2 separate regions of the Mus musculus genome follow, and region 2 is linked to region 1. A link is a contact called in ENCODE Hi-C or POLR2A ChIA-PET data. All regions are on one chromosome and are shown on one strand. The core of a region is the stretch at or near the end of the contact, and the rest is flanking DNA. Distances in the headings are between cores, read along the strand shown. Region 1 holds the start of Nfkbid (nuclear factor of kappa light polypeptide gene enhancer in B cells inhibitor, delta). Region 2 holds the start of Nphs1os (nephrosis 1 homolog, nephrin, opposite strand).

What was found. Hi-C counts contacts between places; a loop is a spot of excess contacts on that map. ChIA-PET counts read pairs that join two places held with the same protein, here RNA polymerase II (POLR2A).
Region 2: POLR2A ChIA-PET joins it to region 1 with 10 read pairs in embryonic stem cell. The contact joins the promoter of Nphs1os here to the promoter of Nfkbid in region 1. A Hi-C loop is called at or near these places in 11 of 37 maps with a recorded cell type or tissue (CH12.LX, Patski, adrenal gland and 3 more). POLR2A ChIA-PET finds 5 or more read pairs at or near these places in 2 of 5 experiments (both embryonic stem cell).

The regions. Positions count from the first base shown.
Region 1 is chr7:30,420,022-30,425,438 of GRCm38, reverse strand. Nfkbid (nuclear factor of kappa light polypeptide gene enhancer in B cells inhibitor, delta) reads right to left here and starts at 2,164. Exons shown (of 11, transcript NM_172142.4): 1 at 1,936-2,164; 2 at 1,744-1,804; 3 at 988-1,199; 4 at 30-217. The coding sequence starts at 993.
Region 2 is chr7:30,463,052-30,468,468 of GRCm38, reverse strand. Nphs1os (nephrosis 1 homolog, nephrin, opposite strand) reads left to right here and starts at 2,878. Exons shown (of 3, transcript NR_004443.2): 1 at 2,878-3,020; 2 at 4,827-5,241. Nphs1 (nephrosis 1, nephrin) reads right to left here. Exons shown (of 30, transcript NM_019459.2): 9 at 5,160-5,317; 10 at 4,813-4,957; 11 at 4,567-4,691; 12 at 2,817-3,003; 13 at 2,588-2,717; 14 at 2,288-2,460; 15 at 1,109-1,249; 16 at 888-1,028; 17 at 445-566.

The DNA.
Region 1 (5,417 bases), core at 915-3,414:
TCCACATCACCCTTTCCCCCTATACTCACGTGTCTCCTTCCTCATCCTGGGCCAGCAGTTGTTGGGGCCCCAGAGCCAATATGTGAGCTCGGGCTGTCTCCAGGGACGGTCCGGTGGGTGAAGGCAACTGTGGGGATCCTGAGGGGAGACTAGAGACTCTCCAGGACCCTACCTGTGACAGGGAAGGCTCAGGATACAGCCGGGTATCCAGAGAGTCCTGGGGGGATAAAGTGGGTGGGGCAAGTCAGTCAACTGAGAATTCTCATCACACAGAACACACAGCCCATGGTCAAATGGGTGAGACCGGGACCTCATGTGTGCCAAATGATTTTAAACCCCAGGACTTCAGTTTTGGCCACAAGGGGGAAAGGATTTTTTTTTTCTCTTTGTCTTTTGAAAGAGGATCTCACTGTGAAGTCCAGGCTAGGCCTGAACTTGAAGCATTTCTGCCCCAGAAGTCTGACTGCTGGGCATGCACTACTATGCCCAGCTTGTTTTAGTTTCTGCTTTGCTACACTACCTAGGTTAGTTTCAACTCATAACTAACTGGCTTCAAATAATGATGCTCTTGTCTCCGCCTCCCAGTGCTGATATTACAGGCATAAGCCAGTGCACTTGGCCCAGGATGGGATCTTAAACCAGTCCCTGACATCTCAGAATACTGAGATTCTCTACTCTCCATCCCTACCTCATGGAGACTGAACCCCATGGCCTCACACATGTGAGGAAAGAGCTGGACCACAGAGCAAAACTCCCAATAGTCTTTCTGTTTTCCACTTATTTTTTCCCTTTATTTAGGAAAAAAAAAAAAAAGGTCCTATTATTGTGGCTAGGGCAATCTAGAACTCATTCTGTAGCCCAGGTAGGTCTTGATCCTTCTACCTCTGCCTCCGGAGTAGCTGGGATGACAAGCCTGCGCCACTAGGCTCAGCACCACTGAGAAGTTTTTAGGGGCCCTTAAGCATCTGTCCCCACCCTATAGTTTACCTCCATCACCAGGGGAAATGGGCCTGACCGGCCTGGGTCTGACGGAGGGTAGAAATCAGGAGTCAGGAAGCCTTCAGAAGCAGAGAATGGGAAAGAGCCCTCTGTATAGGTAGCATGGATGCTAGGGTCCCAGTCTGCAAAGCCTGAAGGGGGAGCCAGGTTGCCAGGTCCGGAATCCACAGTCTCTTGGAAGGCAGGGAAATGAGTATGGCCTGAAACAGAGAGGGTGGTCAGAACCAGCCTGTTATTACAGCCTGGAGACATGGCCAGGGAAGGTAAACCTGGAGTCTCCAGAGGTCCTGAGACACTGAGGAGCTGGGTCCTCCAGTCCTGGGGCATCAGCAAGCTGCGATGCCAGGCCTACTGGATCTCAAGCAACTGGGATCTGAAGTCCTGGAGTCTTAAACCCTGGATGCTTGAAGGACACTATTCATGGACTACTGGGCTACTGAAAACCAACGTCAAATTCCAGGGGTTTTGGTTATAAGACAAGGTGTCTTAGATAGCTCTAGGTGGCCTGGAACTTGCTAGTAAAAAAAAAAAACCACATGACCTCAAACCCAATGGCAATCCGCCCCCCCTCAACTCCGGAGTACTGGGAATATAGACATGTGCAACGATGGCAGGCTGGTCATCAAAATTTCCCATATGGCTCAAGAATAATGAGAGCTGCCTGACTCCTCGGTCCCCAAAGGTCTAAGAGCTGGGATGCCTGAGTCTAAGAGAAGCTGGGCTAGGAGCTAACTTTATTCTTACCTGGCTCTGCCTCATTCACAGATGGAGTCAGTGGCTGGACCAGAGGAGGGGAGAAGTGTCCCTGCAATGTAAAGGAAATGAATTTATGAATCTGGAAGATTCTTCCAGGTCTGTCCCCCACCTGCAGAGCCTCAGAGTCAGGACTACAACTCCCATCTCCCCCAGCGCACATGGCGACTTCCAGAGACTCACCGGCACCCCAGCAGCCTCTGGCTGCTGCTGTCGGCGCCTCTGTTCTTCCAGAAGCTTCTTTACCGTCTGTGTTGGGCAGTGACTACGCTCAGGCCGACTCACTGTGTGTGGGAAGACAGAAGGAAGTCATCAGGAATGTTTAAGTCACCCGAATGCAGCCTCGGTGGCAGCGGTGGGTGGCTGGGAGTGCATGTGGGCGCCCTCCTTTCCTTCGAGCGAGCTGGAGAACTACAAAGCCAACAGAAGATGTTGAGTGCAGGGCCCCGCCTCCGCCATTTCCTTCCTTTTCCTCCACGCTTTTCCTCCGCACCAACTTTCCACCACCGTAGTGGAAACTGAGGAAGTGGGGAGGCTAGCACTTCTCTGAAGCATCTATCTTCTCCGGAGACACCGGGCTCCTCGGAAGCACCACCACATCCGTTAAAAATCCCAACCTAGGCGACCAGGTCCTAACACTAGGAGTGGAGGACTGGGGTTTGCTAATCTCAACTTCCCGAAAAGGCATTTCCAGGTTCCCAATATCTCTGTTTTAACTAGGAGTAGAGGCACACCCCTGCAATCCCAGCGAGGTGGTGGCAGAGGGTCAGGTGTTAAGGCCAGACTCATCTATAAACGAAGTGAGAGGCCAACCTGGACTACCTGAGACCTCTGTCTCAAAACAACAACAAAATGTTTCTCTGTTCTAGAATCTGACATGTGGGGCTGGGCGCAAGGCTGGGTGGATGGTAGAACGTAAGCCCAGAGTCCTCAGCACAGGAAAGGGTGAGTTGCTCCTCTCCAAGTCTTGGGATCACCACTCTTGCTCTAGCCTCTCTGCCAGGATCCACCAAATCAGTAGCGGTGTAGTTCCTCAATGATCCAGGGATCTGGAGTCGCAAAGCTCCCGCCCCCACCTCGGCAAACTTGGGAATAGCAGGGACCAACCATCCCGGAGATGCCCCTGTATCCCATTGGCACAATCCATTCACCCAGAACCCAAGAGTACAGACCCTCAGTCTCCTCTGAGACCTGAAAATCCGGTTCCCTCGACCCAAGAAGAGCAAATCCCCAGCCCAGACTTCCCAGCTCAGACTCCAGCGCGAGAAGGGTTAAAGTCAGCCGAGGACTGACTCGGAAACCCTCGAGACGAGACGCCGCGCGCTGACGTCACGGCGCTAACGCAAGGGAATCTTCCACCTCCCAGTTCCGCTCCGCACGCGCGCGCCGCAGGTGTCTGGCTCGGAGGCGGGGCACGCAGCGAAGCGCGGCGCCCGTGGAATCCCCGCGCACGGGGAATTCCTGTTCGGCCCGGGCACCCTGCACCAGTGGTGCTCTGGGAAGTCCCAGGGCGGGGCTGCTCTCTACCAGAGTGGACTCCTGAGGTCCAGCGCCCGACCTTCGAGGCCCAAACCTGCGTCCATAACCGCAATTTCAAGGATGCAATGCAGCCCCTCCTTGGGTGAAGGAGTCCGGGTCACTTCGTCCTCTTAGAGAACCCCCGGTATCAGGCCTCTCAGTCCTTGCACCCCAACTCCCAAGGATGTCCAACACTCCCAAGGACTCAGAAGTCCAGGATCCCAGCCTCTCCTCTTCAACGTCCAGAATCAATTCTCAGGGCCCAGCTTTACGCTCCAGCCAACCTTCAAAGCATCCAGAAAGGCGCGTTCCTCGCTTTACCCCCAGCTCTTACCTCGAGGATTCTTGGATGCAGACTGTGGGCCCCCAGGGCCGCGGCCTCGGCGTTGCGCCAGCCTCGCTACCTGCCCCGCGGAGCCGCCGCCGGGTCCCCGATCTAAAGCCAGGTCCCCCGCGAGTTTTTAAATTCGTCTTTTGGCCACGCCCGGTTCAAGGCGGAGCCCCGCCCACAGTCCCCGGAGTCCCGGGTGAAGCCGCAGAGCTAACTTAGACTCTGAATGGGAGGGGCTGACCTTGAAGAGTGTCATTACTTGGTCTTCCTGGAAGTAGGTGCTTAAGGGTCCTGCTTTTTCCTAGAGGGGCACATGGGGACCTGGAATTCTGAGTCTCTGGCCAAGGGGATACTGGAGGCCTTGACTTGGCTCTGCATTACTGTTAGTCCTCGAGGAGAAGAGGACCGTGAGTGTAGACCCCATGGCCTCTTGGAGAAGTCTCTAGGCAAGGGCCATATAGGTGCCTTACATCTCTCTTTTCCACGTGGCCGTTCCCTTCTTTAGAGTTAACTTTCATTTATAATGCTTTTTTTCTCCCCGTTTGGTTTCAGTTTTGATTTGAGAGAGAGAGAGAGAGGAGAGAGTAAGGGGAAGGGCAGATTCATGTAGCCCAGGTTGGCCTAGCACTCTAGGTAACTGAGGATAACCTTGAACCCCTCCTGATTCTCTTGCTTCCATTTCCCAAATGTTGGGTTATAGATATTGGAGCCATATCAACTACCAATATTGGCTCTTTTGTTTGTTTTTCAGCCCCAACTCCACCCTACCCCCAGAGACAGAGTCAAACTATGTAGCTCTAGCTGTCCTGAAACTCACCATGTAGACCAGGCTGGCCTTAGAATCCACAGAAATATGCCAGCTTCTGTCTCCAAAGTGCTGGGATTAAGGGCGTGTGCCACTCTGTCTGGTTCCAATATTTGCCTTTTAAAAAAAAGTGTGTGAACTCCCCTGGAGGTGGAAGACCACGTGCTCTGAAGCCTACTGTAGATACCGGCCTTTTTGTGACAGTTATGGGGCCCTAATACAAGTCAAGTACCTTTATCCCAAACCTTCTCCCTACCAACACTTTGTTTTTGAGACAGGGGCTTCCTACATCCAAGTAGCTGGCCTGGCCATGCACCTGCTAAAACAGCCAGGCTAGCCTTGAACTCACAGCCATTTATTTTTTTCCTCACTTGTCTCCCTAGTGCTGGACATACAGGCTTGGGCAATCATGCCTGGCTTACTTATTCACCATTTAAAGAACTCTGCTAACATAAAGGAGACACTTTGCTGGGCACTGGAGATAGAGAGGTGTGAGCCAAACAGGAATTCCCAGTCCACCAGGCAACCAACAATTCTCAGTTCCCACTTGGTGACCTTCCTTGGCATTGAACTGTGATGACCAAATCTCTCCTTCTCTCTTACAACACTGCCGGGGGTTGGGTCTCCCCTCCCTTGCTTCTGCCCTGCCCTCAGCTTCCCTTGCACTCTCTGGCAGTGTGCATGTGTGTGTATCTCTTTAACAATCTCACCCAGTCTATGGCTTTACACGTGTCCTCCAACCATCAACCCTCTCAGATTTACGTGTCAGGACCAGTCTTGTCCCTAGACTCTGAACCCTACCTGTGGGCATTCACATTTCCAGAAAGATCTGTTAGGTATTTTCAACTCAGTGTGCCCAAACACAGGCAGCCCTTCTCTCCCTCCTTAACCAGTGCTTCCTCACTATCTTTCAACCCACTCTCCACTCTTCTAATCTCGCTCAGGCTGGGAACGACAGTCACCATGATCCCCTTTCTCAAACACACCCCCCCTCCTCCCCAAGTGTTGTTG
Region 2 (5,417 bases), core at 1,629-4,128, 42 kb before region 1:
AAAGTTATATATGATATATATCATATACATCATGTGTATGATACATGTATGTATGTATGTAGGAATATCTACCACAGACTTCCTTCCACTCACCTGCCGGTCTTCTCATCCTATTTGTCCACCCTTTAATCAAGCATGGAGTCGCCCATCCTATTTTCTGTTTTTTCACTTATTTTTTTACTCATCCTCCAACTTTTCATTCCTTCATGCACCCATTTACACACACACACACACACACACACACACACACACACACACACACACACACTATTCACTCATTCACACATTCACCTGCCATTCAACAAAATCAGTTCCCAGAAGATACCCTGACCTGTACAGTCACACATGGCTTCACACAGTGCAACATCCACTTCCAAGGCGCTAGCAACCCGGAGACTGCATCTTCCTAGCTCAACCTCCGTCCACCAAAGGCTAGGTGCTTACCAGTCTCTCCCAGCTGAACATCTCTGGGAGGATGGGATTGGCATCGACGGTGCAGACTATATCCACAGAACCCCCAACATTCACCTCAGTAGGGTCCTTCAGGGCACGGATGGTGGGAGCATCTATTGGGAGATAGGTGCTTGATGAAGAAACTTAGCGGGTGAGGGGGGACAGATCTCAGGGAGGAGGAGTGTCTTTCAGGTGTCCAGAATAGTATGGAGGTGGGTACAGCTTGCCCTTTATGGAAGAGAATTCTCAAGATAATAAGCCTGTCTTCATCGTTGTGCCTCTGTGATTATTAGAGTCTGGTATGTGCGCTGGGGGGCGGGGGTATACCAGAACTGTGCTGGGGTGGGGTCAAGAGAACTTGAATGGGCGTGTCGTCCACAGTAAGGAGCAACTCTTGGGAAACCCTAGTTTTCCGGGTTTCTGAGGGGGCTCACAATGCACGTCCAGCTTCAACAGCGCCTCGGCGGTGCCCTCCGAGTTCTGGCAGTGTAGCTGATAAAAGCCATCGTCAGCTCGGGTTACATTCCACAGCTGCAGTGCCCCTCCAGACAGGATGCGGTGCCGGGGACCCCCAGCTGCGGAAGGAGTGGGTCAGGAGCCTGGAAGTCCCGCCCAGCCTCCTGAATCTGAACCCTCCTCCAGGCCCACATCCTACCTGGGCTGAGGCGGTAGCCTCGGAAGGTCCAGTTGAAGGCCTCGGGGGCGGGGTTAGCAGACACGGACACAGGCAGCAGTGCCTGGCCCTGCTCCACCACGGTCACTGCCCGCACTTGCTCTCCCAGGAACTCTGGAGGGTCTTCAGAGGGGGCGACCCAGGAAGTCAAGAGTCGGTAAAGTTAAGGCACAAGTTCAGGGGTTAAGGTTAGGGTCGAGGCCAGGACTAGGGTGGTGGACAGGACAATTGTTAGAACTGAGATCTGGGACAAGGCTCTGGATAGAAGCTAAAACCTGGTAGGATGGTTCAACTGGTAAGATTACTGCCAAACCCGAGTTCAGTGTCGGGAACCCTCAAGGCGGAGGGGTGAGATCCAGCTTCCTTAAATTGTTCTGTGAGACTGGGCGGCGGCCACAGTGCACGCCTTTAATCCCAGTACTTTGGAGGCAGAGGCAAGCGAATCTCTTGTGAGTTCGAGGACAGCCTGGTCTACAGAGCTAGTTCCTGGACAGTGAGGGCTTCACAGAGAAACCCTGTCTCCGAAACCTAAACCCCACAAAAAACAAACAAAATGTTTTTCTTTTGTTTTCTGACCACCTGCTCACCATGGCCCAGACATGAGGGAACACACACAATAATTAGATGTAATTTAAAAAAATCCAAGTGGGGTGTGGTGAGGCATGCCTTTAATCCCAGCTCGTGGGAGACAGAGACAAGTGGATCATTTGTAAGTTCCAAGCCAGCCAGAGCTGTTCAGTCAGATACTGTCTGAAAAAACAAAAACAGCAGAACAAAATACGCAAAGCCAGATATGGCCTTACAGGCTTGCAATCCCAGCACTTCAGAGGCAGTAAACTTTAGAGTTCAGAGACAGGAGGATTGCTGCAAGCTCATGACTTTCCTACTCTTCATATCAAGTTCCAGGTCAGTCAGGACTATTTTAAAACTTTTAAAATTTAACAATTGAGAAGCTAAGATCCAGTTTTGAGGGGAGGAAAAAAAAGATAGCAGCGAGTGCCAAGCTGAGAGTGGAGAGCGTGGATTGGAACTGCTGACAGCCGGAGATCAGGATGAAGGCTAGGAAAGTTACAAACTCGGTAGAGGTCAAGGTGAAGACTCCAGTAGCTGCCGTCTACAGGGGATGGTGCGAGAGGGGCTGTGCTAGGCCTGCGCACTTACATAACACGTTGAGGCGGTAGAAAGAGCTCACGGTTTCACGAAGTGCCTCGCTGTGGGCCCGGCAGGTAACCCGGTGACCGTGGTCTCGGGATGACACCCGAAGAAAAACACTCCTGGATGCAGCGGAGCCTTTGAATGGGGCGCTCTGGGGTTTTGCAGCCACGTCGTCCAGCCTGTGCAAGTTTGAGAAAATGGGTGAGGACCCAGCTGGTCCCGGAAGCTTAGGGCACCGAGGGAGCAGACTGGGGCGGGGGCGGGGGTAACTGAACATGGACGGGATAGGGTTTCCTATAAACTCACCTCTCTCCTTCCTTGTCCAAAGACAAGTTAACTGGAGGGTTGCTGCTGATGCTGACGCAGGTCAAGTTCAAGGCGTCGCCTGGGCGCAGTGCGGACGAGTTGGCCAGGATGGTCAGGTTTGTTGGGGGGACTTAACGGATTAGAGATTCAAAGGCTGAGGAACCTGAGCTACAAGGGTCTACACCGCCCCCTCTCCAACACTCGCCACCCGCTGGGCCTGTGCGCTCACACTGCACCACCAGCTGCGTAGACGCACTGAGCTGACCCGCCTTGCAGGAGAACTTGGCTAGGTTGTCCGGCGGGCCTATGATCAGCACCAGCTCGCGGGAGAAAGTGCTGCCGGACTTCTCCACACTGCCCAGCTGCACACGCCGGGGCTCCTGAGACTGCCGAGGATCGTTCACCGGGCGCGAATCCTGAGTATCCAAATAGGGTGGGTGGCCGTTAGCCCAGAGAGGGCCTTTGTGTGATGAAGGTGCCCTTCTCAACAGCGGCAGCAGGAGTAGGGTCTGAATTTGGGTATCCCTAGTTCTAGCCTCTCCTGCCTGCCTTGGTAGTCTTGGGATCTTTTGTCCATTGTGCACCGCGCCCCCTATCTCCACCCCCACACCTACACACACCACCTACCTCCAGCCCCCCACCCCACCCCCACCTCTCCAGCCCTTTGCTTGCTGCAGGTACCACACCCCCAAACCCAGAACTGTGATATTTACAGAACAGGAAACTCCCTCGGAATTCCCAATACTCTTTCCCTTTTCTTTGCCTCTGTTGTTTTTGCCTTGTTTTGCTTGAGAGGGGATCTCATGTAGCCAGGGTTGACCACAGAGTGAGTCCTCTAAGCAGCCTAACCGAGGATAACCTTGAACTCCTGACCTTCCTGCCTTCAGCTTCCAAGTGCTAGGATTACAAAAGGACTGACTCCCCACAGGTGTGTTTCTTAAAAATTCCCGTCTTCCGCAGGTAAGGCTGTGCTTCCAGAGGATCAGGGTTCAATTCCCAGCACCCACATGGAAGCTAACAACTTACTGTAGCTCTAGTCCTAGGGAACCTGACACACTCTTCTGACCTTCTCAAGGCATTAGGGATGAATGTGGTTCACAGACAAAACATACATGCATATTAAAATTAATAAATAAGAATTTAAAATTTCAAAAACTTTCCACTCTCCCTCCAAACTTCTCGAACCTTTTCCCTAATTCCAATATTAACCCTTAGATATCCCTGCCTCTGTCTCTGCCTCTTTTTCTGCCTCCTTCATCTCTCTGTCCCCCGTCTCTGTCCCTCTCCATATCTTTCTCTTCCCGCCCTTCATTCTTTATTTTTCTTAACATTAGCTTTAATGTGAATGAATTTTCTTTACTATGAATGGAATTATAGTTACTTTATCTCTAGAATTTTCTATTTTGACCCAAAGTTCCTTTTTTTTTTTAATCCTGGAATTATTTTTCCAGAACTTTCCTGGGGGTTCCATTAATTCTCATGGCATTTGTGACTTTCCATAATCTCTAGAGTTTTCCAAGAGATACGGGTGTTTCCACGTTCTGAGGGGGTGGAGAGGACAAGAGGATCAAAAGGCTGAGCAGGGTTTTAATCCAGGCAGAGTCGGGTGATCTCTCTAAATTGGAGACCAGCCTGGTTTACATAATGAGTTCTAGGCCTGCCAGGACTGCATCCTGAAACCCTTCCTGGATCAAAAACAAACAGAATTCAAGGCCAGCCTAGATGACATAACATCGTGTCTTAGGAAAGCAAATGAGAATGAGAGGACAGCTCAGTCAGTAGAGTGTGAGTGGTTTTAGCTCTCTCTCTCTCTCTCTCTCTCTCTCTCTCTCTCACACACACACACACACACACACACACACACACACACACACACACACACACAAGCAGATAAACAGGAAGAAAAAAGGGAAAAGAAAAAAGACAGGAAGGGCGAGAGAGGAAGGTCTCATGCCTTTCCTTTCTTGCTTGGCCCCTACCTTAAGCCAGGTGAGGGAGGGCTCTGGGTTGCCTCCAATGGCCAAGCATACCAGCCTCACCCGAGTTCCAGTCCGGATGCTCTGCCCCTCTGGGGGTCCCTCAATCCACAGCTTCTGGGCCGGGTCTATTGAGAGATGGTGAAGAGACACATTTACATCTGAAGAGAGACGTTTTCATCTGGGCTGGATCCTCAGGGTGAGCTCTGTGAAGCCTGAGGCCTCTTCGGGCTCTGGGTTAAGGCTCACATTTTACATTCAAGGTGAGTGACTTCTTGAAGGTCTCCTTGCTGAAGGCATCACTGAAGGCTTCGCAGGTGAGGGACAGGCCATTGTCTTCTCTCTTCACCAAGAGTGTCAGATTGGACATGGAGATGTGGCCACCATGCAGGCCCTAGCAAGGAGTGAGCTTCAGATTTACGGCCCGAGAAGCCCCCACTCACGGTAGCAGAGGCCTGGGTCCACCAGACCCTACCAAGGACACATGAAACTTTCCCATCCCCCCTCTATAAGACCCAGGAACTGGAGCCTCAGTCTGGGCTCCGCAGGGCCCAAAGCCTCAAGGGATGTCAAACTGCAATCATGTACATCCTCACATCCATGACTGTCTCATCCGTGGGCAGCAACTGCCGTCCACCCAACCACCATCGCAGCAGGACCCGTGGGCGACTGGACTTGGTAAGGCAGCAAAGGGTCACATTTTTGTTCTCAGACTGTGATGTAGATCCCAGGATGGTAACGGCACTGGGGGGAACTGATGACAGACACACCAAGGAGAGATGGGAATTCAGGCCAGGGTCTTCAACCCAGACAGATGGGGGGGTAGGCTGACAATGAGGTCTTTGACATAAGAT